Regions from separate parts of the Mus musculus genome. Here regions 1, 2 and 4 are each linked to region 3. Evidence: chromatin loops called from intact Hi-C (ENCODE). Cell type or tissue: left cerebral cortex. All regions are shown on one strand. Region 1 has its middle 50 kb from the start of Gabrg2. Region 2 overlaps A230004M16Rik (a long non-coding RNA gene). Region 3 has its middle 27 kb from the start of Ccng1. Region 4 has its middle 440 kb from the start of Ccng1.

Region 1 (8,000 bases), 1.3 Mb before region 3:
ATTATGGGCTCATATATTTATTTATTTAGAGAAGGGTCTCATTCTAGACTGGCCTGAAACTCATGGAATCAAGGGTAATCTTGAACTTTTGAGCCTCCTTCCTCTATCTCCCCTCATTGGCATCACAATAATAAACTGCTCTGTTTGATTTGTGTGCTACTGGGGATCAGACCCAAAATGATGCATGCTATAGGTAAGTTCTCATAAGAGAGTCACTACCTCAGTTCTAGCATCTTTAACTTAGTATTTAGGAGCAGTGCCAAAGTTCAGTCTCCCCTCCCCTCCTTCCCTTCCCTCTTTCCCTCCCCTCCCCTGTCCTTCCCTCTCCTCCGGTCCCCTCCCCTTTTCTCTTATCTCATCTCCTTTCATCTCTTCTCCTTTGCCCTCATCACATCTTTTCTCTCCTTCCTTGCCCCTCTGCCTTGAGGTAGGATCTGATTATGTAGCTGAAGCTGCCCACAAAATCATAACCATCTACCTGGTTTTACTTCATAAATACTGGAATCACAAATATGAGGCAAAACACCAAACCAGAAAACAATTTTCAGGGCACTGTGGGGGTCATAAACTAATAGCAATAACATGTTAAACCTCTTCAGTTAACATAAAAGGAGCAATGGTGGTAAAGAGTGAAGGCCAGCATGCTTTCTGGAAGTATCTGCTCATTTCCTCAGGCTCTTATGTATACATGGAAAAACCTCAGATTTTCATTCCATATGGAAAAAAATTATGAGTCAGATTTGTGTTTGTGATATCCACCACCCTTGGAGAGTTATTAAATATCACTATGTAGAATTTCCTCTTTTGAAAAATAAGAGAGAAAGAAATAAATTTCTTGCTTTTGTTTGAAAAGTCAGTGCTAATATTTTTTCCTGGAACTTTCTTCTTTCAACAACAGCCTCTCTGGAATGGACCATATCAGTGTACTTAATCTTCAGACATTCTCCATACTACTTTACATTGGTTTGCCACAGCTACAATAACTACGATAACTACCATGTACTAGTAATGGTGCTCATAACAAGTGCTAAATAAATACTTATTAACTTGGAACTGTAGGTTTCTATTAGGAGTTATAAAAATACAGTTTAGTAAAATCAGTTTTTCTTCATGGTATCTTAGGCAATTACTAAATTAAGAACTTATACTTATACCTAGATTAGGTATTATGTTAATCATAGGGAACTAATGAGCTGAAATTAACACAAATTTCATGTTGAAATGATACATACTTTGAGCCCTGACAGTTATGGTTTTTAACTTGTTGTTATAGGAGTTTTACTTGACTGTTATTCGTTCTTCTAGCTTGGAGAGAGAAATGTGAGTGTCAGATTTCCTAGGACTGTTGCATAATTGCTGTAATAGCTGTGAAATACCTAACTTGGAGCATAATAGCTACCAATCAGTTTGGTTGGCTCTTACAAATGCAAGCAAGTGATGATCTATGCTGGAGATTTTAGGTATGTTTTTTCATTTAACTTCCCCTCCCCAAATCCATGAGGGAGGTACCAAATTACTTTTATGTTGCAGAATCAGGACTCAGTCTTCGGTTTAACTCTAATGAATGCAGTTTAAAGGAAGATACATCTTGATAGTATCTAGGAAGGATAGTAGCATCATCCTGTTGTCCATGATTCTCCAAATACAAAAGATGGCAAGATCGATTATTGCTTCAGAGTTACTTCAGATATGTAGCTCTAATTTTTGGAATGAATTGTAGTCTAGAGCAGTGGTTCTCAGCCTTTTAGTGCTGTTTGAGAGATGAAATTCTATCCTCATATATTTTGGGAAATATTGCGACCTCCACAACATCTTAAAATTTGAAGCCAAGGTTCTGCACAAGTAAAAGACTACATTTGTACTAAGTCACTTCATTTTCTCACCCCTATTCCCACCAGCATGTTACACCGAGTGTCTCACTGCCTAAAGATTTCCTTGCTTTACAAGAGTGGCCTTCATCATCCCACTGCATCTTTACTGGATATAGTTCATTAGAGCAGCACAAAGCAAATACAGCAACACAGATTTCCACATCAGTGAAGAAGCCTCTTGTATCATGCGTGGCCACTGGATTCTTTACATTTTCCAAATTACAGTTACTCAAAAGTTGTAAAGCCACATCTTCTGAACGTGTAATGAAAACGTGAGGAGTAAATCTTTGTAGCTGCTCGTCACCTTGTCCTCACTTTCTGCTGCTTTCAATGTCTGGTTGACAGGTCCTAGAGTCTCTAGCAAGTTCCTTCTTCAGACTTCTGTCTCTGGATTACACACTTCTACTGACAACCCTAGTTCAGGTCTTTTAGAGGTTTGCCATTTTAAACACTTCTTATGGCTCGTTTATTTTCTTTCAATTATATTATTACCTGTTATTTTGTGATAGACACACAAGTATTAAGTGTTAGAGTTTAAAAAACTAATTTTGTTACATTAAATTCCACTCTTAGTTTCTTACTTTTGAAAGTAGCTTTCTTTTTCCTCCCTCCCTCCCATCTCACTCAGCACAGCTCCCAGGGAATGCAGCATCTCATGACTGGATTGTCACTACCATGATAAATAAAGCAAACTTCTTATTTCAGTCTCTTCTTTTCATAGAACATTCCAAACTTCCAATTGAAATACCCAAAATAGATGTTCAAAAGTACACTGTGGAAAGTGCCTAAGATACTCTGCTTCCTGAATTAAACAATCCTACTTACTTGTAAGTCCTTTTAGGGCATCAGGAACCATTTTGTTGTTGTATCCAATGTCAAAACTAGTCTAGTATTCCAGTCTCCTTTCCTGAAACATTCGCAGAGACAGGTCAAACTTCACTATCTTTATTTTCTTTTTGAAATCCACTGAATGCCCCCAAATTAAACGCAACATCTTTAAAAATCTATATCTAGAATAGGAAGGATATGCAATACACAACAATGTTACTTACATATGTTTCTCTTAGGAAAATGAGATTGTACGGAGCACTTAACAACCTATTTTTGCCATTTACCTTTTAGTTGGCTTTACCTTATTGTTTTTAATAAGAATGTATTGCTTTTAAAATTCAGTGAAGAAAAATGACTATATTCTTAGTTGTCTGTCGAATTTTCTCTTCCATTTTGGTATCAGGACTTTTCAAAGTCTGAGCATGTTACTGACAGAATAAATGACTCTATCCCCATCTGCTTTGTACTTGGTGTGACCATATGATATGGTTATTGCCAATGCAGTGTAAGACGAAATAGTCCAGAAAGTCATCTCAATTTGAACTAAATTCAACTTTGAAAAGATTTCTTTTCCTTCTATCTTCTTCTTTCGTGGGATGAATTTCCTGGATAACTTGAGCCCTGGATGATTGGTTCATAGCTGTGAAACAATAAGCTTTAAAATTGCACAACTCAGATTGGAAGTAGATCCTTTACACACAGTTAAGTCTTGATGTGACTGCTGTTCTGCCTGACAAAGTCTCTGCAATATCACCAAAGACCTGGAGTCATAGACTGAACCCTCTCCACAACTGACATTTTGAGAAAATAAATCGTTTTTGATCTCCAGGTTCTGGGGATAATATCTAACAGTAATAAAGACTTTATTGTAATTTATAAAAGTAATACTATTCTTTCAGAGATGTTATATTTTAATCATCATAAAACAATGTGATTGAGTGTGCATGAATTTGTGCGTGTGTGTTTAAGTGGAGGTTTCTCTTCTTGAAAGACATCCACTTATCCTAATAGTTATCCACATAACCAGTTGTTGTTTTTAATAAAGAGGATGTTGGGTTTGGGGTGTTTTTTGTTTGTTTACTTTTTTGAACCACTGATAAGCAGGAATATCTTGTTTAGAACGCAGCTTAGATATCTCTCAACAGTTAGTAACTCCTTCCTAGTGGCCTAGATAATGTTCACTTTCCCTATTAGGGTGCACTGTGACAATCCTCATAGATGATATTCCCTGAAGTGTGATATGGGTGCACCAACTCCATTAGTTCCTTGACTTGATTTGCTATTGCTAATTAATTCAGAGTCTACATTTCTTTGCCCAAGGTCCCACCAAAATTCCTAACAGGGACTTTTCATTCCAATGTATTTATCGTCCATTTTGCCTCACAGATAGAGAAAAAATATGCTGTGTTTGTTTATTTTCTCCCAAATACTTTATAGTGTAAGCTTTTGTTTTCATGACTCATCTTACTGAATTCTAAATTAGCAAGGTAATACAAATTCAGAAACATTCTATTATCTTATGTTCCAAAATGCTTTAAGATATTTAAGGTCATATTTTTTGGTTTTAATCTTTGTTCTGTCCAAGTTATTTATCATTTTAGTTTACTTTAGTGTAAATAGTAAGTGCTACAAATAGAGATGTTGTTGATAGAGAATGATATCTCCAAATGTTTTTATACAAAAGTATTTCAACACGGTATATTGAAATAAAATATTTCTGTGTACTAGAAAAATATCACAATTAACGTTACGTGTCCATGAAATATAACCACAATTCTAAGAAGCTATGGGCTTTGTGTTTCAATCTCTGTTGCTCTTTGCAGCTTGCTATACAACTGAATAGTAATTAAAGTGGAATTCCTTTCCTTCTATCAATCCAGAGACCATTGCAGAAAGTACCTGGTGAAATTTCTAATGCATTGTAAATTTGCAAACATATGGGCACACAACCTTCTTCCCTTAATAATCTAGCTGCTCTTGCCCATTTCCCAGTTTTTTCTTTTTAGATTTTGTAGCATGCAAACGATGTACTTTGACAATAAGATCCACCGTTGCTTACATGCTGTGGAAGACTGAAAAAAAGGAACAGGAGTCTGTAAAATCGTTATTATTTTTTGGTTCAGATTGAAAGAAGAGTAAGCACATTCAAGTACTGACCTCGGGACCGAATGTCTTCGGAATAGAAAAAGGAAACTCTTCATTTCTCCTTGGATGCAAGAATGTTGAGAGTGGATCAAGCATGTATATGTGGAGGTGGTGGCATTAAGTAGTATTCTGGAATATAAAAGGTTGTCAAAAATGAGAGAAAAAGAACAAATATATTTTTGTGTGTGTCTGTTAACTCATCTAACTTTCAATTTTCTCCTATGTTTGTATTTTATTCCTCATACAGTTTGTGATTTTTTTAACAAGGTTAAGAATTTAATTATAGCATTTTCATATATATATATATATATATATATATATATATATATATATTTCATATAACATATACATTCACATGTGCATATCATATTCACATATATGTATAGATCATATACATAATATTCATTATATATATCATATACTTATTTTTAATTTTTATTACATTTATTTGTGGTTATATATACTTGGGTGCATATACATGACATGGTACACACACAGAGGCCAGAGAACAACTTGAAAGACTCAGTTCTCTCCTTCTATCATGGAGTTGTCTGAAAGTGCACTTCAGTCTTTAGACTTGGCTAAATTGACTTTAAATTGAACTATCTCTCTGGTCCTTATAATCATACAGAAGTGGTGGTGCACGCCTTTAATCCAGCAATTGGAAGGCAGAGGCAGGTGGATTTCTGAGTTCGAGGCCAGCCTGGTCTACAGAGTTAGTTCCAGGGCAGCGAAGGCTACACAGTGAAACCCTGTTTCAAAAACAAAAAACAAAACAAACAAAAAACAAAACAAAACAAAAAACAAACAAACAAAAAGTGTGTGAGTGTTAGTGTGTGCGTCCTGTTCAATCATGTAACACATAACTTTAGTGTAAAAGGATATTATAGTTATATTTGTGAGATCAATTTACTAGGTGTAAGTGCACAAAAAAATAGCTTTTGGTAAAATGATAATAAGAATTCCTATGGTCTTCCCCCTAGAAACTATTTTTTTTCATGCAAAAAAATATATTCTACATGATGCATAGATGTCTTGAAAACCATTTGCTCATGGAAACAGTGGTAACTATAGTTCAGGAGATGCTTCTCCACTCCATGGAGCTTGGAATAGAAATCTGGAGGAGGGAAATTCCACAAAAGATCACAGATGTATTATTTGCAGATTAGCCAACATATGGCATGTTTAATTGCAGTTCTGAAACTGAAGCAAGGCTAAAACTGATATTTTATTTTTAAAATTTCAGGCTATAGTGCCTTCTAAGCATCATCTAGAAATGTCAGAGCTTTGGTCAACTCAATCCAAATTACCTAAGGCATTTTTCATAGGTTAAAACTTGAAGTGAAAATTTCAAAGTAGTCCAAACTCTGGAGAGAGAAAAAGACATTTTAAGTGAGTTAACCTTCCATCCAATGGTAGAGGCACATTCTCCTTCACCATTTTTACTTTTTTCTTTTTTAAGCAAGACCACAATATATAAAACAAATCCACGTTTCCAATAATTTGACTTAAGTGTTAAAGAATTGGGACGAAGTGCATGAAGCTGGGGGATTATGGCTGGCGATGGAATTGGAAGGAAAGAGTAGATGGACATGTTCAAACTACACTGTAATCACATATCAATCTATCAAATAATAAATTAAAATGTTATATGAAAAGTAAAAACCTTCTCCCAAGTCCTAGGCCAGTGTCACTCTTCACCTACTTTGGATTTTTAAACAATGTGTGTGCAGAGGCGGGGGGGGGGGGGGGTGTCGATGTCTCTCTGCTGTAGGTGAGAGTATGTGCTGGTTCATTCTAACTACAAGAAACAGAAATTTCATAGAATTTCCCTGGAACAGGAGGTGGATAACAGTGCCATGCCCTCACCATGCACCACTCATGGATTTCGGGGAAGGGGAACACATATTCACAGTTAGCAAGAGTGTCAAATATTAAAGCTGCTATGGAAACTATTGTGGTGTTTCTTCAAAAGTCTAGAAATGGATTTTTGAAATATGATCCAGTTATACCAGTTATGACCAAACTGATATTTTATGGATACTTGCTCATCCATGTTCATTGTTACTCTATCCATGATAGGCAGAAGGGTGGAAACATACTAGATATTTGTTAACTGTAATGTTGAGTGTGCCATGAATATTACCCAATGGAAGATTACTTAGTTGTGAAGAAAAGAAATTAGCAATTGACAGGCATAAATCATATTCAGTGAGGTCCCCAACCTCTAAATGAAAAATGACACACACCATATTTCATATGTAGATACTATCTTTGAATTTTAGAAGGGTATGTTTATTGAAGGACATATTGCAATATAGAGTGAAGTAGGGAAATTAGTAAGATGACTTTAGTTGGATTGCAAAGGAAGGAGATAGAATGCATGGTCTGAAGAGATAGAAGAAAATCATTGAGCACAGAGGGTAAGATTGAGGCATGAGAAGGCAGGGTCAGGGAGGAAGTCTGGGGAGGGATAACTCACAGTGAACACCATTAGAAAAGCTAGATGGAAACCTACAATTAGCAGCTTCTTTTCCTAAATTTTACTCATATACATGCACACAAAACATTTTCTGTGTAATCGCTTTCTAATGGGGATATAATGCCTCTCCTACATACCAACAAACAAATAAAAATCTCTGGTCAAGATACAGCATATTGCTTACCTCTATAATTCTTAAATCCCAACTTTCAGCTATTGCAAGATCTAGAGTCAAGAGGCCCCAAGGCCTGACACTATTACTGGTGTGCTTACGAACAGGGGTCTATCATGACTGCCCTCTGAAAGGCCCAACAAGCAGCTAAAAGAGTCAGATGTAGGTATTTACACCCAACCAATGGGCAGAAGCTGCTGACCTTTGTGGCTGAATTAGAGAAAAGCTGGAAGAAGCTGAGGAGGAGGGAGACCCTATAGGAAGGCCATCAGTCCCAACTAACTTGGAGCCCTGGGCTCAAACCCTGAGACACCAACCCGGCAGTATACACCAGATGATATGAGGCCCCACAACACATGTACAACAGAGGACTGCCAAGTCTGGACTTAGTCAGAAAAGATGCACATAACCCTTGAGAGACTTGAGGCCTCAGGGAGTAGGGAGGTCTGGTGGGGTTGGGGGTGGGGACATCCTCTTGGAGACAGCAGGGGACCGTGTG
Region 2 (8,000 bases), 1.0 Mb before region 3:
AGATTAGGAGATAATCAGAAATTGACACATATAATTGTCAAACCATTTACACCATTACCATATGGTAATATTAGCTACTGATAACTTAAGGGACACCAACAGATTAGAGCAGGTAAAAAATAAAGGTGTGGCATAACTAGCTGTATATGAGCCATTATATTTCTGGTGGGTTTACATACTATTGAAAATAGCATTAACCACCCCCATAAAGAACACATATATAATTCTAAAGGTATGATAGTTAACAACATTAAGTGTTAGGCAAGGCGAGAAAGAGCAGGATTAGAGTAAATAAAAGAGGTAGTGATGCCAAGTTCAAGTGAAAACATCTGAAACTTACAGGGAATAAAACGTAAAGTTATCTCAAATACTATTTGTAATTTTAGGAAGGGTCTATAAGACAAAAATTTATCTAATTTGATAAATAGAAAGGTGGAATTGCTGAGGAGTGATGAAGTCACAGCTAAATATTTATGGGAGCTAATAAGTATATGTTACATCCATACTCTTCAAAGCTACAGGGCATGCATTATGTTAGTATTCATTATGGCTACAGAGTGAGTATTCAAATCTAGAACAGGAGAGAGCAGAGGATCTACAGAGCAGAGCTTAAGTAAACCCCTAATATAAGGCTTCCAGTTGCTCTTGACTATGGAGACGTAGAAAGTATGGCCTCCGCACATTCAAACACAGCAATGAACACAGTATACTGTCAGCAAAATATCCAGAAGATATACTTCACCTATGCTATATAATACAGATTCTTATTGAGGCTCTAGTACATAAGTACAACTGACTTGTACTTGGTTTGAGCCCGCAAAGATAAACCTGAGACCTTTCCCTCACAGCACAAAATCATACGGTTCAATTTTAGGAGCAATTCAAATCTCCAGAGCAACCAAAGTATCCTGTTCATCTATGAGAACACATAGTTGAAGATTATTTCTAGAAACTTCTAAAAAATGTTAAAACTATTTGGGAAAGATAAACTTTTTGTTTATGCTCAATATGTCAAGGTCCCTGTGACCTATAAGATGATTTTGAAGAGTGTAGATCACAGGTCAAAGGAGATAGCATTTTGATAGTCAGTGAAACATACAAACTAAAATCGATTTGGTACTTGGGTGGCAAAGAGTTTCTCAAATGAGAGATGAAACCCAGTATTCATGCTGTTATGTTACAGGCTGAATAAGTTGGGAAAAGACAGTGTTTGATCAAGAGGAAGATAGGACTAATTTCCAATTCCTACAAAGGCATATTAAGTGCTGTATATAGCTTTGGATATAGACTGTAAATACCTTTCCAGTGTGAACAGCCTACTCATGGGATCAACAAGTCCCCTCATTTGGATCTCACTGTCCTTCACTTGAATTTCCATTCCTGTGAACCTTGTCCCAAGCCTTGGCTTCATTAGAAAGGCAGATATGTTTCTTTCCTCTCCATGGGATGGAGTGACTCTGGGAGGGTTTCAGAGTAGCCATAGATATAACAGCAGAGCCTTCCTTTGTTTTTGTTGTCTCCTTTAGCTATATGTCAAAAGTAATTTAAATGTTTATCTGCTAAGCACACATTCGTGTTTATGCTTCCTTTCAACTAGGAAATGTCGCCTCAACTTAAATGTTTTAGAAATGTGCCTTAGCCAGAATCACTGTTACTTCCTCTCAAATTTAAATTCCTGCTGTAGTCTCCTCCATGACACCTCCCACAGTCTCTGTGGACCGCTTTCCTTCTGTTATTTTAGGGTTTTATTCTCCAGAGTCATATTTAGGTCAGGCACACTGGCCTCACTTACTAGGAAGTTCAGTTCATCTAGCAATGACTGCAGTTTATAGGAAGGCCACATCCTGAAACCATTGTATTAAGTACCCTTTGTGATGATGCATAGATTTAGCAATGCTCTGGTTTCCAGATCAAAGCTTTGAGGGTGGTGTATGTTTGTGGCTACTTGATGTCACGTTAATAACAGTCGAAAACAATGTATTTAGGAAGAGTAAAAAGTAGAAAGAGCAGAATCTTAAATCAAGGGAGGAATTTGTGACACTATTTACATGTGTAGTGACAGGCAGATCTCATAAACTTCCTTTAGGACTGCTTGCAAAGCAGACACGAATGCTTCCTGTTTGGTTCTAGGTATATCCAACCTGAGACGTGTGGACCACATGAGTCATCAGATTATTATGAATAAGATCCAACCAAGCATTATAAACTTACTTATGCATTATGGGTTTTTTCCATTTTTTTTTTCTTTTGTAATTCTGTTATATGACTCTCATATGTGAACTTTGTAGATGCTAATGTGTTGAAATGCCCAAAGCTTAGAAATAATGGAAAATATCTTGCCTGGGTTCTTACAGGTGGAAAACAAAAGGTTTCTGAGCACACTGAAGTAAACGATTGAAAGGCTCAAGAGCCAAATGACAGAGGCCAAAGCTCTAAGCGTCTCAAGGGTTCAGAAGGTTCTACCGCACAGATGTTGTTCTTAATCTCTGGCTTCTCTTCTCCTTCTTGACTCTTCTGCCATGGCTTCTACTTCCGTCTCCCTGGTCATTTCATTCTTCAATAGTACGGCTGATGAAGTCTAGGGTTCTATACCTGAAGCTGTGGTCTATTCGGCTCAGGCAGAAGTATTCCCAGCCAACATATCCACTTAACAGAAAGTGTAATGATGATTAATGAGCTCATTTCTCTCATAACTCAAAAGTGACGTTCTGGGGCAGTCTACATGGCTATGAGGAGACAAAAACCAAGATAATACGTGTGTTCCTAGCACCTTTAACTCAGCCCATCCCTTAGGACTGAGACTTACATGCCCTTCGAATTAGGGAGGTATTGGATAATAAACAATCTGTGACAGATTCTGAGATGGGAGGAAGGCATTCCCGTGCCCAGAGTGCCCCAACCACATTTCTTCTAAGGGAACAAATTAAGTGGGCATAACTCCTTTTCCAACAGTCACATAGTTTTAAAGAATCTATTATTTGTAAAATATGTACTAAGTGCTAGATGCTTTATGGCAGTGGGAGTAAGAAAATAGTGGTGTGTATGTGTGTGTGTGTGTGTGTGTGTGTGTGTGTGTGTATGTGTGTGTGTAATGTTTTGTATTAGGTAATCTAAGACTAAGGCGTTTTAATATAAATTGCCTAAATAAAACCAATGATCTTAATATATAGGATTTCAATATTTTCAATTCACATTTAAAAACACTTGCTCACTTAATATGGCCTTTTTTACACATGTAGAATTTATGTATATACGTATGTATGGATATATGTATGTATGTATCCCATTAATGTTTCCTGTATTGTTCACAGGCACAGGACCTTGTACTGGAGCTGGGTCATATTCCTGAAGAAAACACCAAAAATTATCAGCTGAAGAAATGTCTCCTCATCCAAAGGATAGGCCTCTTGAGCTGCTAATCCACTTATGCTGGAATTCTGACTGGTTTGGTTATCTCCAAGTTTTGTGCAGCCAGCCCAGCTGTTCTAATCATGAGTACAACACTTTGGCCCATCTGGAGGCATGACTGCAGAGTAGATCTCCCCAGCTCCTGTATCTTGACATCTGCCTGCCTCTTCTGTGATGTTCCCTAAGACTGATCATTATGTATGGGTTATAGATGGCCGATACCTAATAAAGATGTTTCTTTTAGAGATGACCATTGGTTTAGCACATATTCTCAGCACTTTCTGTGAGTTTCTACATTAACTATTGTTCCCTGCAAAAATAAGCTTCTCTGAGGAGAAATAAGAGCATCCTTATTATGTGAGTATAAAAGGCTGAATATTTAGAAAGCAGTTGATGCCAATTTAGTAAAATGGTGCTACCTAGCTACAGTGTGCTTGTGACTGCAAGACAAAGTGAAATAGACACAGACATGTAGACGAACACACTGATTTCCAAGTTTTGTTTGTATACCTGTTTCGCAGATCACCTTGATAGACAGAAGTTGTTTCCTTGCTAATGTTGTTAGCACTACATTCTCTACAGCTAACAGGGTAACGTGATTCCACCCACATAACAGTAATGTCACATAACCTTCTCATTCAGGTCAAATTTCAGATAGTAAAAGACAAATTCTTATTAATTTGTAACTTAACACAGTTTCATTGTGTTTTATCTCTCGTGAGTTATTTGTAACTCTTTGATTATTGCTGGTATATGTGTGTGTGTATATGTATATGACTTATACATAGGTGAGATGTTGTGCAGTAAGTTGGTTAATGTTGACTGAATACTACATGGCAGCACTTCTGTGAGGGCAAAGCTTATCCCATACACTTGGAATCATCCCTTCTTCACTAGGTCCTGTGCATCTTTCAAAGCATTCATAGATTCATTCACCATCTGTTCAGAACTCACACATTTCTATTTTAAATGCCTAGTCTGTCTATATTGCTGAAGACTCATGTCAGTACTCAGTATCCCTGCAAATGCTTTTCACTGAAGATTATTGCCAACTCAGTATCCTACCAAGACTTGAATTGCAATCCCCTGCTCAATGATGAATCCCTCACCAGCTCTCCCTGCCAATACTACAGGGAACCTTTCCTGGTCTCATTGTTTAGCCTAATCTCATCTTCTTCTGCCATGGGACTCCGGTTCTGAGCCTCCCAGTCTCCTTGACCACTGGAAAAGTTTCTAAAAATTCCCTCTTCTCTATTCCAGAGACATTTGGTAGCCTAAGAGGCCCTGGAACTCTAGTTGCTCTTGGGTTGTGATGGGGGAGATCAGGCTGGCGGGAGGTTCCTCTAAATATGTTGCAGAAATCTTTCTGGAATAAGCACTGTGGAACCAATGAAAGTACAAGGGTGAAGATGTCATCAGTAGAACAAAAGCCAAGATACCCTTGAAGGCTTCATGCCAAGGACCAGCCTCAGTTAGTTTGGGGTTCCTGAGAGAAGGGGTATTTGGGAGCAGTGAAAACAAATTTGATTCTATGTCAAATTGTGTGTTCAAGCTGGTAACCTGTGTTCTGCTCAAGATGAGTCCCTAGACAGTTCTCTGTAGCTATCCTTTGTCTCTGCTGGAGACAGCTTTTTAGACTGCTCTCTCTCTCTTTTCTCTCTCTCTTTCTCTCTTTTCTCTCTCTCTTTTCTCTCTCTTTTCTCTCTCTCTCTTCTCTCTCTCTCTCTCTCTCTTTCTCTCTCTCTCTCTCTCTGTGTTTGTGTGTGTCTGTGTCTGTGTCTGTGTCTGTGTCTGTGTGTGTGTGTGTGTGTGTGTGTCTGTGTCTGTGTTCCTCTCAGATCTAGACAGCCTGTTCTTGCTATTCTAAAAAACTCACTGGTTGATATAGCTCTCTCTGCTAGTAAACATTCTGAAAGCTCTCTATATAGCTCATGGGTCTTCTGACCAAAGTCAGAAATGCTGCGATAAAAAATCCTTGGATGTTCAGAACAAGTCATAAATCCTGTTAGATTCTAAATGTAATTTTTTAGTTTTCTGATCAAAATCAGAAAGCCAGAAAAAAATTCTTGAAGAACTGTGTTCACCTATCAGACAGCCTTCTCGAGATAGCTGCTTGAAAACAGTCAAAAAGAACCGTGTTTGCTCTCTCAGAAAATACTATTTGAAAAAATTCTAAAAGAGCTATGAAAAATTTTCAAAAGAGCTGTGTTCTCTCTTCATGGATTTTCCAACTGAAATCATAAATCTTGTTAGAAAAAAACCTTGAAGTGCTGTGTTCGCTCTTTAGAGATCCCGGGACAGCTCAGTTCTTGCTAGAAAAGAAAGAACCTCGGGAATAAAAATGAAGAAGACCCTGAGGAAAAGAGGTTGGCGATAGACCCAAATTGGGATCCAGCTCAAGGGAAGGCCCTAAGGCCTGACACTATTACTGAGGCTATGTTTTGCTCACAAAAAGGGGACTATCAAACTGCCCTCTGGAAAACCAGACCAGCAGCTGAAAGAGTCAGATGCAGATATTTACACCCAACTAATGGACAGAAGCAGCTGACCTCTGTGGTTGAATTAGGGAAATGCTGGAAGAAGCTGAGGAGGAGTGTGATCCTATAAGAGGACCAGCAATCTCAACTAACTTGGAACCCCAAGATCTCTCAGACACTGGGCCGCCAACCAGGCAGCATAGACCAGCTGATATAGGCCCCCAACACATATACATCCAAGTACCACCAGGTTTGGACTCAGTCAGAGAAGATTCACCTAACCCTCAAGAAACTGGAGGCCCCACGGAATGAGGAGGTCTGGTGGGGTTGGGGGGTGTGGGGTTAGGGACATGCTTGTGGATGTGGAACCCCTCAAAGGGTGGAATGGGAGGGGGATGGAATCTGGGAAATAAAAAAAGATTAAATTAAAAAGAAAAAGAGAAAAAAAAGACAATTCTAAAGAAAGGAAATGCTTTCTTTCTGCTAGCTTATCTCTTGCAGACCAAAAGTCCAGTTTTTGTTGTTGTTGTTGGTGGTGGTGGTGGGATTTTTTTTTTTTAAATATATGTACGTATCAATTCAGTTATTCATTTCAGGTTCCTTGTTAACAATCCCATCATTCCTTGACCTTAGCCCCTTGACTCTTAGGAAAAGAATACCAAGTACGTGGTTTTTTTTTTTTTTTAACATTTTGAAAGAATTCAGAGATCTGCCTGCCTTTATAACCTTAGCTGGGAAGGAACTTGTCCTGAGATTAGCGTTCTGATGACCACACCTGGACCTAAATCAGCTGTGTCCCGGGCTGATCTTGAACTCAAGAATCTGCCTGTATTTGTATCTGCCTGTTTTTAAATATTTCTGACAAACTGGCTCATAGTACAGCTGGCTTTGTTCTTTTAGATCTGTGAAGCTCCTTATACGATGCAAATTGCACCCTTATTTATTTATTTTTTCATTGTTGACAAATTATATATATTTGAACTCATGCTCTTAGAGTTCTTTTCCACATCCTTAAGGGCTGTCCTGAAGGTACCAGAGTTTATCATTTTGCTAAAGACATCCGATATACCCTCAACTCCTGGACTTCCTGCTGTTTCAAATTATCATGGAATCCTTACTATTAACAGGGAGGAAATTTCTCCGAGGTATGTGAAAATGCATGCATTTACATACAAACAAGGTTTACCCCACAGCAGCCATGGATACTCTTGGAGGCCCAGGCCTTCTTGGCCCTGTTCTTGGAACAAGAACCAGGTCATTCGACCTCTACTAAGACCTTGTGGGACACAGTAGTTTCATGTAGGGTATTGTTTACATGTTCATTTTAAAGTAAAAAAAAAAAAAATCACATGGATGGTAGCAAGCACTTGGAATTTACAGAAGTGTAGCCACCTGCGGCCACACTAACTGGGTTCCTGAGTGGGAGGCCGGAGCTGTATGGAAGGAAATGGCGAGAGAAATAATGGAGGCCAAGACATGTTTCTGTTCAAGGTCCCCCGAAGTTTACTAAGAGTCTGTGCTTATAAAGGGGAAGGCCCATCCCCTGTCAATCCATTCTTGGTGCCTGTTGCCAGCCTGTAGATGGCTGAACCGGAATATCTCCAGGGCCTCTCAGCAGGTAGCAGTGTCTTGGAGAAGAGCAGCAGCAGGTGACAGAGCATAGAGCCATCTAAGTCAGAAGGGTCCACCCCAGGTGGTCTCATTCTCAGTGGCAGCAAGGTCTGAATCAGCCTGCTTCAAGGCTGGGGGAGGCTATACAGAAGCACCTGTGGCAGTTGTCAGGTTTATAAAGGGATGACTAGATGTTTTAAACTATTTTTCCAGATTCTTCTATTCCATGTAGCAAGTCATGCTTGGCAAATAGGAATTACAAACAGATCTTTAATTACATCATTAGATTAAAAAAATCAGTAATTAATATTTGGTCATTGCAACCTTATTCTACTTTAACTTCATATATGAACACATACATTTATATGGTTTTATTTATGTAATCTGCTTAAGCTGTCAACTGGAGCCGTTGGTGCATAACTTATGGTTTCCCTTGGAGGCTTGGAGGAAGGTGTAAGATCTGCTGGAGCTGGAGTTGCAGACACTTGTGAGCAGCTTGATATC
Region 3 (8,000 bases):
TTTCTCAATTAGTGATCAAGTGGGGAGGGCCCCCTTGTGGGTGGTGCCATCTCTGGGCTGGTAGTCTTGGTTCTATAAGAGAGCAGACTGAGCAAGCCAGAGGAAGCAAGCCAGTAATGAACATCCCTCCATGGCCTCTGCATCAGCTCCTGCTTTCTGACCTGCTTGAGTTCCAGTCCTGACCTCCTTGGTGATGAACAGTAGTATGGAAGTGTAAGCTGAATAAACCCTTTCCTCCCCAATTTGCTTCATGGTCATGATGTTTTGTCCAGGAATAGAAACCCTGACTAAGGCAGTCCCCCCAGAGAAGAAACATCAAAGATGACTCCCAGAAGTCAGTGAGAGGCATGGCACTGATTCTCCCTCCCAGTCCAGAGCTGGGATCATTCTTGCCAACGTCTTGACTCTGCACACCCAGCCTCCAGAATAACGATGCAATAAATACCCATTGTATAATTTGTGGTACTTTATTACAATAACCATAGAAATCTATGTTAGGCAACAAACACGTGAGAAAGAAGAGAAGGACGTGTCACCTATAACAACAATGTGGCTACTTCCTTATTGTATTTTCTCTCACAAAGAGTTATTTGATTCTTTTCAGACCAAATAAAAATCACTAAGTGAGAAAATTGCCTTTGTGACACAGATTCAAAACTCATCTGTTTTATTCTGTTAAAACTAGATTTGCTCCTGGTGTAACTTAGGAATTATCCAGGTAAGAGCCTTAGCTATCAACTTAGGCTGTTCATTGTGATGTACACATGACCTCAAGTAAACTAGCTCAGGACACCTTGGGCTGTGATGATTTAATTTCTCTAATTAACTATGCTCGTTGATCAAAAAAGCTGGGGACAAAGGTCAGGCTTTCCCCCTTCCTCTAGCCTACTCCATTTGGTAACTAGCTTGGTCCTACTTCTAATGTCTGCCATGATCCTCCTTTCAATGCTACCTGGATCCATGTGTTTTGCTCTACTCAGGATGGTGTGAGAGTAAGGATAACATGGGGAAAGCAAAGGAATCTCAGCCTCTGTGAGATTCCAAGTGTCGGGTAACCATCAGGATGCTTCCTCTGCCTAGGAGATTATCCAAAGCTTCTCACCATTGCTGCTGTAAGTGCATTGGCATCCCACCTAGCCAAGAAAATGAGATGATAAATCTGTTCTTCCTAATATCTCAGCAGCCACCAGTGTCTCTTAAAGGCTACTTTACTGGTAGGACAGTAGGAGTCCTAGCTACCTGCTCAGTGCTGAATTTGGGCATGAAACTTATTTGCTTTTTATCACCAGTAGGTAGCAAGAAAGCAGAATTCACTGAAAGTGGCTGTCAAGATTGCAAGACAGCCTGGGGAATCTCAGATTGCTGTCATCGCAAGCTCACGTGAAAGCGCAAGCAAACATAAAAGCAAAGCATGGTTAGGGGTGTAGCATCACTCAGGAAATAAGCACCCAGTTTTGTTTTTGATACTGTGATCTTTTTTATTAGGAAAGATGGCTCTTCATCAATAGCAGAGGCTCACTCAGAAATGCAAAGAACATGACAAATGTGCCAGCATATGCATTTACAATGACAAATGCCAAGCTGTTTTATGTAAGAAGACTTTGCGATGCATATGGCTGAAGCAGAAATAACGCTGCAAAGCCTCAAGGAATGTTCTCCATTTCAGCACATTCTTTCTCATTCCAAGCCTGCCCGATCCAACCAGCAGACGTACTTTGCTTCAGGATTGCTTATGCCTTTCGGTGAGCCCACGAGATTTGGAATTGGACCTCTCCTTTTGATTCTGCAACTCTCTTCGCATAAATTGTTCTATTCATTTCAAACAACCATCCCTGCAAACGAGGGTTATCTCTACCCTCACCCATTACTAACTAGATGGGCCAGTCTTCATCATGGTTTCATTAGACTCGCCCTGTTTTAAGAAAAATCAGTCATTGATCCCAAATGCCATGTTTTAACTGGCAGGGCCTGCCTCAGCTGCCATGTGAAGAGAGAAGATTCTGAGACTGAAGAGAGAAAGTGCACACAAGAATAAGCCATTCTCACTAGGAAATGCAAAAAATCACCAGCTATGCCATTGTATCTCTCCTGTGTACCACGAAATTCCATATTCTTTTAATTATTATCACAAACGCACAGGTCATTTTAGTCCTACTGTCTTGTATTTAGTTACTTTGTCACATGATTAAGTTTGTTTTTATCCACATAGTAACTGCCTGGCATTGCTCAGAGAAATGAGGTTAGCAAACTTAACTTAGAAAAAGACAATTCTAACCTGACTCATTATGAAACATTAACACATGCACTTCCACTCTCTAGCCAGATTGCCTCAAAAGGTAATGAATAAAGACGGAATCAAATGAGCCATTTTCATGAAGCAGCAGATGGAAGAGGTAATTTTTCAAACATAGGTATAGGTCTATAGGGTCAATATTAATAAACTACAGCGACTTCAGATAGTAAGAGTTAGAACATTCCAGAAGATTCTGGGGGGGGGGGGGAATGGTGCTTCAGGAAGGAAAAGGCACCAAAACCAATCTCTTACTTTTGAATTTCTGAGCGTGGATGTTGCATGTAAGGAACATCCTGTGAACAAGCTGGTGTTAGATTCAATCCTGGAATGTATAGCCTTGAAAGTGAAATTCACAACCAAAAAAGAAAAAGAAAACCCACATGAATTAAAGCTCCCATGGTCTATTTTTAAGTATATTTTGGAGTGGGGGTAGGGTTAAAGCCAGCACTTAGAAAAGCATCCTTCTCTTGGCACAATGATTTATGTGTTTCAGGTTGGCAGGAAGACTTCACTTCCAGTGATATTCTCCAATTGTTAAAATAAAATAAAAAAGTCCCTACTGCTTTCTTTGCAATCCATAATTTTGTGTTTTTAATTTAGATAACTGAAATGTCTCAAAGCAGAAATAAACTGCATATTCATGAGCCCTGATTTGCTGTAATCATTATTTCTAACGCTGTGCATCGGTGAAGACTTGAGTACCAAATCCTATTCTTGGTCAATTAAATCAGATGACTAAAAACTGAGAGAGCAGGGGACCTCGTTCTTCCTTTCCTCTTTGAAGAATTCTGTTGGTCTATCAGAGGTCAAATGTCCTTGCTCCCAACCAGGGCTGATAATTAGTTGTTTCAACATTGGCAGGAGGGATAAAAGTCTATTTAATATGCTAACTACGGGACTGTTAATTTTTCTTCAATAAGTTTTTAGTCATAGACAGCCAAGGGACCAAAGGGAAAAGATAGTATGTTAAAATGAGCTGAGTAGGTGGCTGGAGAGATGGCTCAGTGGTTAAGAGCACATGTTCTTCTTGCAGAGAACCTGGGTTTGGTTCACAGTGCCTCGGACAGCTCACAGTCACTTTTAACTCCAGATCCAGTGGATCTTACAACCTCTTTGGGTTTCTGTGGGCACCACATTCATAGACACATACCCATGCAGAAAAATACACATATCCATGTAATTAAAAATAAACTGAAAGTCATAAAGAGATGTCACAGCTTCCTTAGCCATCATCCTAGACTAAAACAAGTATTTAATTTAGGTTCGTTATTCCAAAGAGAAGGTGTGCATAAGAAAAAGGGGTTCCAGATGCCACCATTGATTTGCCCGCAGAAGCCCTCTGTAAAAATAATTAATAGTACACAAACCAGGCTGTGTAATCTAGATCTATTATTTACTAGATTTAGAATGTTGACAGAAGTACTTCAGCTGCTTCAGGAAGCTACTTCATCTGCAAACTGGGGGTGAGATATTTATATCATAACATACTCAACTAAGACTAAAAGATTTACATTTTATGAAGGGCCACCATAGTAATTGAGCAAAGTAGTAGATCAACAAATGATCTTTAGTTGTGCTGTACCTATTTTGGCTTTCTGTTTCCTCCAAGAAAACACCAGCAAGAAGAAACAAACACAGTTGAGAACTGAAATTTCTTGAAATGTTCATGATTTTTTCCATAGCTGAATAATATATCACTGTGGTGCCTATGTACATATTTGCATTATCTGTTCATCTGTGGATGGGAGTCTATGCTGTTTCCTTTTCCTTGCTCTCATGAATATAGCAACAATAAACACGTGTTAGTGTCTCTATGGTAGGGTATGGACTCCCTTGGGTATATGCCCAGGAGTGAAATAGTTGGACCATATGGTAGTTCTATTTTTAATTTTTGATGAGTCGACATACTGATTTCCATAATGGCTGTTCTAATTTGCATGCCCACCAGCAGTGAATAAGGACTCCTCTACCCAACATTTCTCTTAAAGTTTGTTGTCAGATTTCTTAATGATATCCATTCTGACTGAAATGAGGTGGTACCTCTAAGCAGTTTTCATCTGCATTTCCTGGATGATTGGGAATCTTTAGCCTTTTTAAAAATGTATATTGGCCACTTGTGTTCCTCATTTTGAGAACTACCTATATATGTTCTGACCCTATCTTTAACGTAAGTCTTTTCAAAGGTCTTAAGCCATTCTCTCTCTGCCAGGAGCACCTGGTGATAAATGAGCCTAATGTAATCAGTCCACACAAAAGTATGATTCGGGGCTGACTAGTTTCAATAGAAGGGGGATTCATAAAGCTGCAAACTGACTATGCTGAAAATACACAATAAACGAAAGTAAATAACATTCTCTTCTGAGCTATTCTAAGACTGGTGGTAGACGATCATGAAAATATGCACTAGATAAGTAAGTAATATTTGTGGGATAAAAAAGAGAATAAACTCTTGACTCTTTTCAGAGAACAAGAGGTAGAAGGTATTTTGAACATCCCTGACCTTGGATCTATCTGATGACAAATACTCAAGTATTTTTATGCATGTTAGTTTCTATATAGAGAATAGCCCAGATGTAGCAATTCTTCTGCCTAAACCAAATGATTGCATATGTTCATTTGGTAATGGAAGTGGCTACATTAAAATAAAACACTTTGCCCTTAGCTTACGTGTGTGTGTGTGTGTGTGTGTGTGCACATGCATGTGCACATGCACACGTGTCTCCAGCCATTTGGAAAGTTCTTATATACTAAACCTCTTTGGAAATATTGTTATAATTCATTTTAAAGAAATATATTACATAGGAAATAGTTTCACATATATACTGAGTTCCTAGTCAACGTAGTTTTTTTTTTCTTTTTTTTTTTAAGTGTGATGAGTGCAGTAGAGATTAAATAACCCTGGGAATGATGTATCCACATTCTTATTCCTTAACAATTTGCTATTAGCATCTGGTGTAATTTGACTCAAACTTTTTAAAGCACTTTGGTGATTAGGTAATTTTCCTCTTCAGCCTTCAATTCTTCCGAAGCTCATCTCATTCATGAATAGAGTGCATTAATATTAAAGTTTGCGAAATAGCAATCTTGGGTAGGGGGGTACGTATGCCGTAATTATTCCTTCCCAGAAGTGACTTCATCATTGCCCCAGCTATCTGATGATCAATCGGCTGAATAATAATGATGAGAATTAATATTTATTAAGCACTTAAAATATGCCAACACAGTGCCAAGCACTTAACACACCTCATTTAATTCCTATAGCAACACTATGTGACAAATATTATCTCTATCCTGTAGACAGAGAACTGGAGCTCAGAAAAATAAGCGAATAAAGTTTCGTTTCTGAGAAACGATGCAATTGGAAGGTAAAGCAAGGCAATCTGGTCCCAGAGCTCACCTACTTAACTACTTTTGAATAATTTCATTTAACTGATTGTTTTCTGGTAAAGGAAAATAACTCTTGACGGTGATGGATCTTTTTTCTATATGAGGCATTATGGTAACAAATGCTCTACAGCCTGAATTTCCAACCACTGAGTTCAATATTTCTTACTGTCAATTATTCAAAACAATTCAACTGATAGTGAATGTAGATAAAAGTTTTCCAGTTGCACAGCAAGGCATGCAGACACCCCCCGTATCCACTACATCATCTTAAAAGATATACCTTCAGAAAGATGCAGCTTTTTATCTTCAAAGTAAATATTGATTGATGGGTTTTTTTTTTTCCTGTAACTTGACAAGGACGTGGAAGGTGAGTGAAGGAGTGAGCTAGACTGAGAATAGGATCAAGAAGCTGAGGCTCAAGAAATAAAAGAAAATGTCTCTAACAACCCTTCTATTATAATTTTTCTCTTATTAATTGAATAGCCCCCTTAAGCTTGGTGATTTGTCAGGGAAACTGATACCCGCTTGTGAAAATCTCCATTCCTTCCTGAAACTTATTATCCAGTACCTTGGTCTTTGGGAACTCCAGTAGCAATCACTTAAGGCAGGGTGATTTGGGAATAATGGAATTGTTTTTTCTTTCAGTTCTATCAGCTGGGAGTTTCCAGACTGAGGCTCAGGCAAGGGTGACCATGGGGTGAAAGCTGGTGTCTGCTCCCAAGGTGGAAACTTGTGACTGCTTCATCACACAAGAGAAGGTGGAAAGGCAAAGGAGCCCAACTTGCTTCAAGTCTTTCATGAAGCCCTAGTAACCTAACCATTCACCTCTTATTTTCATTATATTGACCACTAAGTTTCAACATCTCAATGTTTGTTGGGGGGTAGCGGGGACATGTTCAAACCATAGCACAAGGGAACCACAAAAAGGCTCAACATAGATCTGTGGGGATCCTTGCATGGTATAATCCCACCACCTCTCTCTCTCTCTCTCTCTCTCTCTCTCTCTCTCTCTCTCTCTCTCTCTCTCTCTTTCTCTCTCTCTCTCTTTCCCTCCCTCCATATGTATATAGCTCTGTCTCTGTGTGTGTCTTTCCCTCTCTCTGTCTCTGTCTCTGTCTCTGTCTCTGTCTCTCTCTGTCTCTGCTTCTCTCTCTCTCTCACCACACACACACACACACACACACACACACACACACACACAAAATGATGTTAGTATATTACCTCAACTTCTTATAGGCATCTATGATCCCAATATTTATATTTATTCATTACCACATGATCTCATCAAATACATATTAAGTTATTTGTTAGCATTACACTATGAACATTATCAAAGATGAAAGAGCAAACATTGCTGATTTTGGGGAAAAGTATGAAGTACCTTAGATAGTTTCCTATGTACTCTTATTATTTTCATTATAATAACAAGAAGATATCTTTAATACAGCACCTCAGAAGCAGAACCAGGCTCTATAAATTTTGGGCTAGCCAAGTCTACATAGCAAGTTCCGGGCTAGCCAAGGCTAAATAAGAATACACTGCCTCAAGAAAAAAAAAAAGTTAACACCTAACACTAACTATTACAATAGGATATCATGATGATCATCTTCCTAGTTAATGAAAAAAAAATTCAGAGTTATAGTTCTGATAACAAATCAAACTTCTTTCATAACTTTTCATAACTTTTTATCCCAATCTACAAAGTGTACTCTGAGGTCACAAAATCAGCTGAAAAGCAGGGTTCCATTCAAGTGCAACCACACAGTTTGTCACCTCGTGTTCAAGTAAGTGGCTGTTAATCCTGTGTCCCAGAGCAATGCCTTCCAACCCTGAACACTGTATTTCATCAAACACTGTAGTCACCGAAATGAAAGCCATTTACTATTGTCTTAACTACTGTACTAGAGATGGTGTGCTGTGGCTAGCCAGGAAGTTTTTCTTGATAAAAGTTGAGGAGCATTCTGTATAATACAAGCACTTTGGAGTACTTCAGAGGCTGACTCAGGATAAGTAACTGATGTCCAGGTACACATTTAGAGAGAATCAGGAAGATTTCTTTGTGGCAGTGTGGTTCTGCACCACACTGATCGGGATTATGCATTTGTCTAAAGACTCTTGTTTTGTTCACCTTGATGGTTTTGTCTTGGTCGGAGCTCACGAGGGCTTGCTCCTGCAACTTCACCACCTGATGGCTGTTTTATCACTTGGACATTAAAAGATACTGTCCTGCTGGAAATCAAACAAAAATATGTAGCAGTGGGGGATGAAGAACTGGGGATAGCCACTAGAAAGTGCCAGATGCTGGGGAAGGGAGAGGCTG
Region 4 (8,000 bases), 410 kb before region 3:
TTCATAAGTGAGATTTGTAAGATTTAGATATCACTTAAAGAAAACTTAACACATATCTTAACATGTTAGCTAATAATAGTTATATTAGGTATAAACATAGTGATAGTTTCTATGTTATTTTTTTCTGCCCAAAGTTAAGTATCCTAGCAGGTGAAGAGTTAAATTTTATGGTAATTCAGTACTTAAATATTTAAGGAATCATCTTAACAATTCGATAGCATTTTATTGCACATATTTATCAGTAAAGTACAAACACTGGAGTTTCTTCACATTACTACCTAAATTTGTTATTCTCAGTTTGGTTTTTATGGTAGGCATCCTATCCAGTCTAAATGTTGTCTAAGTGTGGTTTTGATTTGTATTTATCATCTTATTCTCAAAACAGATTGGGTTTTGTTTTTTTGTTTTGTTTTGTTTTGTTTTGAATAATCAATACAATACTAACAAGAAGATTCCAGAACTTGATGGAGAATATGTGCATCTTCTCTTTTACCCTCTGCAGACAGCATGGGCAGTTGGGCAGAATTAGGCTTGCCTCTTGAAGGGAAGGAGGGATGGGGAAAAGGCAAATGGATCACATCATTACCGGTGAGAATGCATGTCTCAGTGCTGTCAAAAACATCTGAAATAATCAAAGTTCAGAGTTCAGTTCATGGTCACATAGACTCAAGACCTTAAACACAGCCTCACAGTTGAAGGAGTGTGTTCTAGAAGAGAGCTATTACGTTCATGCTGCTGTTGGGTTCTGTGAGAATGATGGAGCCATTTTTTCCTCTAATGGTATTCACCCAAGGTGTTCTGAGCTGATAGCTTTCAAGTTCATAAGAAGCGTAGGTGAGAACAATGGAAGAGCAAGGAGGTAAAGTTTAAGGAGAGGTAACAGCACTGTTCTATGGACAGAGAGATGCAACAGGAAGGGAACCAATAAAATGGGTTGTAATACTCTGGCCTGAAGCTTTTCTGAACAGAGAATGAAGCTGATTGATTTTGCCCATATGTATGTTAAGGATTAGATTGGGGCTATCATGGTCACCTGAATAGGATTCTTAGAGAAGAGTCCAATTTGCCTGATGAAAAATGGAAAAAATGCAGGCTCTCAAAAAACTCACTAGTGGAAATAGATTTGCCAAGAAAATCGAACGTGGGAAAAAAATGAGAAATTAAAAATGAACAAAGATTGATGCTTTAAAATTTTGTTGCTAAATAAAGCTCCTGAATTCACTATGTAGAAGGTACACACACACACACACACACACACACACACACACACACACACACACACACGTTTTTGTCAGATCATGAATATGTCTATTCTCTTGAGACCTGCAATTCTAAATAATTGCATATAGGCAAGGACTGTCTTGCTCCTGACCTCTATTAATAGGCAAATAAGAAACAGAAAAAAAAAAAAAAGAGGCTATAAACAAGATACCTCCCAGGACTCATGTCTACTCCTTTTAGCTTAGTATTATTTGCTCTAGTTTCTATAGTCTTCCAAAATAACACTACTAAATGGGAACTAATTATTTAACACATGAGCCCTTTGGGGACATTTCAGTTTCAAACCATAATATGAGGCTATTTAGGTTAACTGACCCTCCTTCAGTTTCAAACCATAACTTGAGATCATTTATTGACAGCTGACCCCCAATTAGCGTGTATATGAGTATCCTACTTAGCAGAACAATCAAGCTGAATCTCACCAACATGAATTGCAAAGGGACACGTAAACCAGACAGAGATCAGTAAACCTAGACATAGCAGATTAAAAAGAAAAGGCCAAAGACTCAGAGCCAAATATATGGCTTTTTTCATATTTCATATCATTATTGTACAAATTAGATGCATGCTATATAACATATGGAGGATCCAAAAGAAAACTATTATATTAAAACACAGCATGAAATAACTCCAGGTATGGTCATCATACTAAGAATGTACAGATAAGAAAGATAAATTTGTTTAATACTGCTGAGTTGTTGAGTCAAGATTGGGACTGGAGGGTCAACCATTAGAATAGGTATGGAATCTAAGGATCTTTTTTAAAAAGATAAAATAAAAATGCTATTCTTGTACAATTCACTCTGCCAAACCATGGGCAGTGTGCGGAGATATAGAGGTTTCTTTTTAATGTCTACTAGCTGAGCAAGCCAACAGTCAAGACCATTTGCTTATGCACATGTCAGATTTGAAAGGTCACAAATCCAAGCACAGAGGTGTTTTAGAAGAGCCTGTGATATTCCGGGCCTGGCAGCTTTCCCCATAATTACATTCCATCCTTAATGACTGCACTCACTTACCTGCTGTTTTGTATCTTACTGACCAGAAGTCTGTCTAGTTCCTACCTTATCCTGGCCAATATTGATTCAGAAACTTCTATATGAGATTCTATTATCCACTTGTCACTTCTCATCATTTGCTTTTGAAAGGTAACACTTCTGAAAAACAAAACCCCACATGGCCTGAATAATGACTGTGATACAACTAGTTACCCGTTGAAAATTCCATTGCCCCATGATGAGAACTCAGATTCCAAGAACTTAAACAACGGCCTGGAAGCCATCACAATTCTATTTCTGGTGGTTTCTTTCTCTACTGGACACTGGACAGTATCCTCAGAGTTGATGTTGTTGCTATTTTCATTACTCAAGAAATGAAGCATATAGTGTTTCCATCATGAGGCAGCCAATTCTTGTACCATGATCAACTGGAAATGGCTTTCTACCTAAAGAGATAAACACTTTTAGGCAAAATGTTTCTGATCAGTGCTCACGACTTTTTCTGATATGAAATATGTTTTACTTTAAAACATTATTTTTCATAAATAGATATTCTTTCTCAACAGTGTGGAAGGAGAGAACTGACCTTGATAGATTTCCCTGTGACCTCCACATGTATACCATGGTACACTTTTGTACACACACATACACACACGCACGCACGCACACACACACACACACACACACACACCAAATGTAACACAATATTTATTTTTAAAAAGAAAGAAATTTACTTCCAGTTTCATCTTATTTTTATAATAAGAGGGTTTTTTATTTAAAATTCTTATGTTACCAGGAAGACCAGAGATAGAATTAAGAAAACCCAAATAATAAAATCATTTCATTTTCTTCTCCTCAGAGCTACAGTTAACATAGGCTTTCCTTCAACTACAGATGTATAAATTAATGAAGTTATCAGAATCTATTACAAAAAATCAAGACTTTTCATGTTGTTTTAAAGTTTTGTAAATAGTTCAAAGAATATTGATGCTCACTAATACCTCAAAATCGTAGTAGTAGTTGGATGACCACCGTTCTTACAAAATAAACTGGGAAGGTACCTGTACCAAGTTTGTTTTACTTATATTTTGAACATTGTATTTAAGCACAAGTTTTTCATGGTCTTAGGCTTTTTCTGCCTTTAACTCAGGAAAAGAGTGTGCATGCATTTCACCACATACCAAAAATGTCCCACTGTACCAATATTCCTAAAATCTCTGTTCCCCAAAATACATTCACTGGCAAAATAAAAAATTAAATCCTGGCTGCAGAAGTTCTTTAAAACCGGGCAAAAATAAAATCCCATTTAGGAATACGAAAGTCGATGAGTCATGGGCTGAAATGTTTGTGTGGGCTGCCCTAAGAAAAGCTGAAACAGGCACATCTGTAGTACCTCTCTTCCCCTCTCAGCTGGGTGGCTCATTCTCCCTGGTGCTGAAATCCAAGAAGACCCCTCTACAAGTGAGGAGTTGCTTTTCTATCCTACTGAAATGAGGGTTCAGCTACAGTTTACAGTTAACTATAAAATGGTATGTTAATATTTGAAGCTATCTCTGCAAACTACTTCTGTGTGAAGAGTATCAATAGAGACCAGTGCCTCACCTTATTAGAGCAAATTCTGAAATGTAGGTTAGAGAAAGCACCACCCATACTGAGGGTCTACAAAGTCAAGTTCCTCTATTTACCGTTGTCTGGACAAATCCCAGAGAGTTCACATTCAGAAATAAATAAGCATAACTGGTCTACATTTTAGAACACGGTTGCCAAAGATTAGGTTAACAGCCCTACAATCCCTCAGAATAGGGAATTGCCTGTGATAGCTTATCTCTCATGTCTGTGAAAAGTGGGATGTCTGAGACATGGCACAGTCAACTTCAGAGCATTGTTCAAGCTGCTCCTCATTGCTGCTTCTCTGGGTCCTCACATGGCAGAACAGCACAAGTGAAGCATCTGTCCCTTCGAGCCCTTTTATAATAATCTCTAGGAAGAGCAGCCTTCCTGGCCTGATCATGACCTGAGGGCACTACTCCTGAACGCCATCACCCCCAGGATTAAACCTCACCTTAGAAATCTGGGAGAAGTCATACTGCTACAGAGATAAATTCTGATCCTTTGCTGAATTGGAATCTAAAATACATCACCTTACAGTATTCCTACCAGACATTCACTGACAGACAGCCCGTTCATTATATTTAAACCAGTATTCCAAAGACCAAACATCTTTTGAAGTTCAGTATTTTACAGTCTTATGTAGCTGGTCCCATTCCATGTTCTTAATAGAGTTGGATATTGAATTCACAGATATGGATTTCTGGTGAGCATATGATACGAAACGTCACTTAAGCAGCAAGCAGGTCAGCCAAGTTTATTTTTGGTATGCTTTCCTCTCTAATCGAGAACACCCGGCTGATAGGGCCAGAGGAAAATTGTAAGCCAAATTGCAGGTTTAAATCAAATAGGGTTAAAATAAAAACCGTATTCACATCTCTCTGTCGATTTCAAGAGTGTGTTCTCCTGAAAGATGACGAAGGAACAGAGGAGCTTTGGTATTTGACTTCCTTCCTCGGGATGCAAAGCAAAAACAGAAAGCCTAGCTCCGTTTCTCAAGTTGTTAGTGCATTTCACAGGGGACAGAAGAAGTGGCTGAACAGTTAGGATTTGTACAAGTTTTATTACTCAGAATGAAGTAAGTTTACCATTGAAATTCTGAGCAGGAAATGGCAGCCTCCGAAGCAAAGGTAAAATGCAATCTCGCCATCACAGAAGAGCAAAAGTCTCTCTCTTCCCAACCAAATCACCGTAAAAGGCTATCAGAGCCTAGGACTTAGACACGAGAGAACAGGGCTTATTGCCTTTTGTCAAGGTATATATGTTCAAATTCTTGAGAACTGAGAAACTTCAAGGAGAGAAAGCATACTGTCTGAAGACAGAGGGATCATATAGGTGCACATGTACTCACTGCCAGTAGGTACAGTATCTGTGTTGTACAGAGAATACCAGGCTATCATTTACTTCATCCAGGGCACATCTACTTACACCTCACCTCACTGTGACATTTCACATGCATGCAGGACTGCCATGCCATAAGGAAGACATAACAGTTGAAACACAAACATTTTAACACATAAACACTAGTGTGAACCACAACATTTGAGAAATAAAAATTAATATAATGCTTCTAGAGGGAAAAATAATTACTTAACTTGGCTCTTTGACCCTCCCAAATACATAAATTTTAATTCTTAGAAAATGCATTAAATTAATCATAAATAAATTAAATATGTATTTAATAAATATATTAAAATGAGTTTTACTTCTTACACTGCCAAAATACAATTTATCTACCAAGTTATATTTATCTAGAGGCTCTGGGACTATTTAAATTAGATTACACTTAAAACTACTTTCAAGGTCAGAGAACAGTTTCTCCAGTTTTGGCAAGCTCGCCGTCCTTTGTTCAATTAACTCACTTGATGATCTGAAAGTGTGGAAGTAGGGAAGGAGGGTTACACAATATGCATCTACATGGCAAGCAATGAACTTGCAGCTCTCCGAAAAAGTAAAAGTCATGGTTCTGATGGTGTGCAGCTCCAAATGTCTGGGCCCTTGGAAACCTCATTCTTCCAAAGGACAAATATTCAGGGACTCTGTAGGTTTAGATATTTCCCTATAGGCTTAGATATTTCCCTAAACCTACTTCCTTTAGGATTCTTAAAATCTTCTATCTCCCTCCTAGGTCACCAACCAGAGGTAAGGGAGAAAGAAAGTGAATAGGAAAAGGGATTTGTGTTCTTGTTTATTACCAGTTTTTTTTTTTTTTTGGGTGATTCCACTCTTCATTATCAAGATACTAGCAGTCCAGTTCAATAGCAAATGTCAAACACAAATCAGTAGTGGTGGTCAGATCCAGCAGAAACTGCAAGACTCTGCCAAATTGACTTGAGTCAGTTTAAGTGACCAGAATCAACTGGAATGCCATGAGAAGTTCTTTGGTGCATTTTTCTCTACAGAGTAAAGACCAGCAAAGACCAGTGAAGAAGCAAGACCAGCAAAGTGTTGCAGAGCCAGAGAAGACCAGTGAAGCATTGCATGGCCAGGAAAGTCCAGTGTTGCTTGGCATCACAATGCAATAGTCTTCGTTAGTCTTTGAAAGTCTTCATTGGCTGTGCAAAGCTTCACTGGTCTTCACTGGCCTTTGCTGGCCATGGAATGCTTTGCTGGTCTTTGCTGGCTGTGCAACACTTTGTTGGTCTTGATTCTTCACTGGTCTTTGCTGGTGATATGTCAAAAGAGTATAAATGGAACTTGACATGTGACACAAATGAGTTTACAAAGAAACCAGAAATTTCCACTTGAGGACTCTGATCTCTGATCTGGTTCTGATGTGATTTGGGGGTTATCTCTTTAGATGGTTAATGTTAGACTAGAAAGAATTCTAGTCAGCAGAATAGTTTCTAGACTGGATAAAGATCTAACATTCCAGTTGAACTGATTCAATCACTTTGGTCAAGAGACCACCTCAAGGATTGTCGTCTCACCTTAAGCCATGCTAAAGATAGAGGGAAAATAATTAGTTCTTTAATGAGATACTATGCTCCCCACCCACCCACCCAGAGTAGAGTAGCTTGTACGGTTTGTACATCTGCTTGATATTTGGAATAATGTCTTTCTTTTCCATTCCTTGTTTCTCTTTTCTAAGCATGATTTCCTTAATACTCTGGGTTTTCCCTCCATGATTTTGGGGTCCTTCATTACTCTTTTTCTAAAGCATTCCACCGTGCCATGTGGCTGTGTGTTATTCATGTCTGACCACCATGCTATGCTTGTTTAAAATGGTGTGATTTTTTTCCTCTCTACTCTGTTTTCTTCCAGGTGTTTACTAAGATTTTACAACATGCCCACCAGACATTTTTCTCTCAAACTCTAACAAAAATGTCCTTGTTCTTCAATTAAATCAACAAAAATGTTAGAGTTGGCTGAATCGTTATGTATTTCACATAAGAGTAATAAGTATAAGTAATAAGTAATAAGGTAAGAGAATAATGGGGTTATATAAGAAGAACAGGGCTAGGGTTGTGTAAGACACTATAGTTTGTGCCTGGCTTGCTTGCTTGCTTTTTGTACCCAGGCTGGCCAGCATTTTAAGTATTCCTGTTTTATAATATATTTAATGATAGGATCCAAAATATATGGGATGGCAGTATTTAACAGTGTGGCTTATAGGTTTATATTGTATCCTTGTCTCTTTTTTTTATTTTAAAGTGTGTGTGTGCAGGAACACACACATATTTACATAGGATGTGTAGATGTATGTGTATGTGAATGCAGACACACACATGTGCTAGTGTATGTGTGAACGCTAGAGGACATCCTTCAATGTGGATACTCACCTTTCACCTTAAGGCAATGTTCTTGTTGTTCTCCACTGAATATGCCAGGCTAGCTAGAGCATGAGTTTCTAGCAGTTCTGCCTCCATCCCCACATACAAGCACTATGGTTACACAATGCTACAGCTTTACATGGGTTTGGGCATACGCACTCTGGTTTTCATGTTTCCATTGCAATTGCTTTACTTGCTGCCCTTTTACAATATTATTAACTTACTGAGAGAGGTCCCGAGAGAGAAGAAGGCCTGATCATTTGTATTCCAACATCCAACTCAAAATAGATTATTAGAGGCTTACTGCAAACTGAGATGGTGGTGGAGTAGGGTGGTTAAT

Evidence for each region. Hi-C counts contacts between places; a loop is a spot of excess contacts. Peaks named below come from ENCODE experiments on the same cell type or tissue, not always from the same donor. Only the 100,000 strongest peaks of a DNase experiment are listed, where the experiment ranks them.
Region 1: a loop joins it to region 3, with 5 times the contacts of the local background. A loop is called at or near these places in 6 of 42 quality-filtered maps.
Region 2: it touches region 3 in a loop (3-fold over the local background); 2 of 42 quality-filtered maps call a loop at or near these places.
Region 4: a loop joins it to region 3, with 2.3 times the contacts of the local background. A loop is called at or near these places in 2 of 42 quality-filtered maps.

Annotation. Positions count from the first base shown.
Region 1 is chr11:42,046,362-42,054,361 of GRCm38, reverse strand. No RefSeq gene overlaps it. Among named protein-coding and RNA genes, the nearest start is that of Gabrg2, 50 kb to the right of the region's middle. In left cerebral cortex, no CTCF peak of the experiment used is centred here; DNase peaks (open chromatin) are centred at 2,160, 2,601, 3,229 and 5,992; H3K27ac peaks cover 1,491 bases.
Region 2 is chr11:41,809,600-41,817,599 of GRCm38, reverse strand. The region is part of intron 3 of A230004M16Rik (a long non-coding RNA gene); the gene reads right to left. Among named protein-coding and RNA genes, the nearest start is that of A230004M16Rik, 100 kb to the right of the region's middle. In left cerebral cortex, no CTCF peak of the experiment used is centred here; DNase peaks (open chromatin) are centred at 1,685 and 4,407; H3K27ac peaks cover 1,221 bases.
Region 3 is chr11:40,778,199-40,786,198 of GRCm38, reverse strand. No RefSeq gene overlaps it. Among named protein-coding and RNA genes, the nearest start is that of Ccng1, 27 kb to the right of the region's middle. In left cerebral cortex, no CTCF peak of the experiment used is centred here; DNase peaks (open chromatin) are centred at 2,268, 2,675, 3,301, 4,158 and 2 more places; H3K27ac peaks cover 4,774 bases.
Region 4 is chr11:41,189,808-41,197,807 of GRCm38, reverse strand. No RefSeq gene overlaps it. Among named protein-coding and RNA genes, the nearest start is that of Ccng1, 440 kb to the right of the region's middle. In left cerebral cortex, no CTCF peak of the experiment used is centred here; DNase peaks (open chromatin) are centred at 3,600 and 4,691.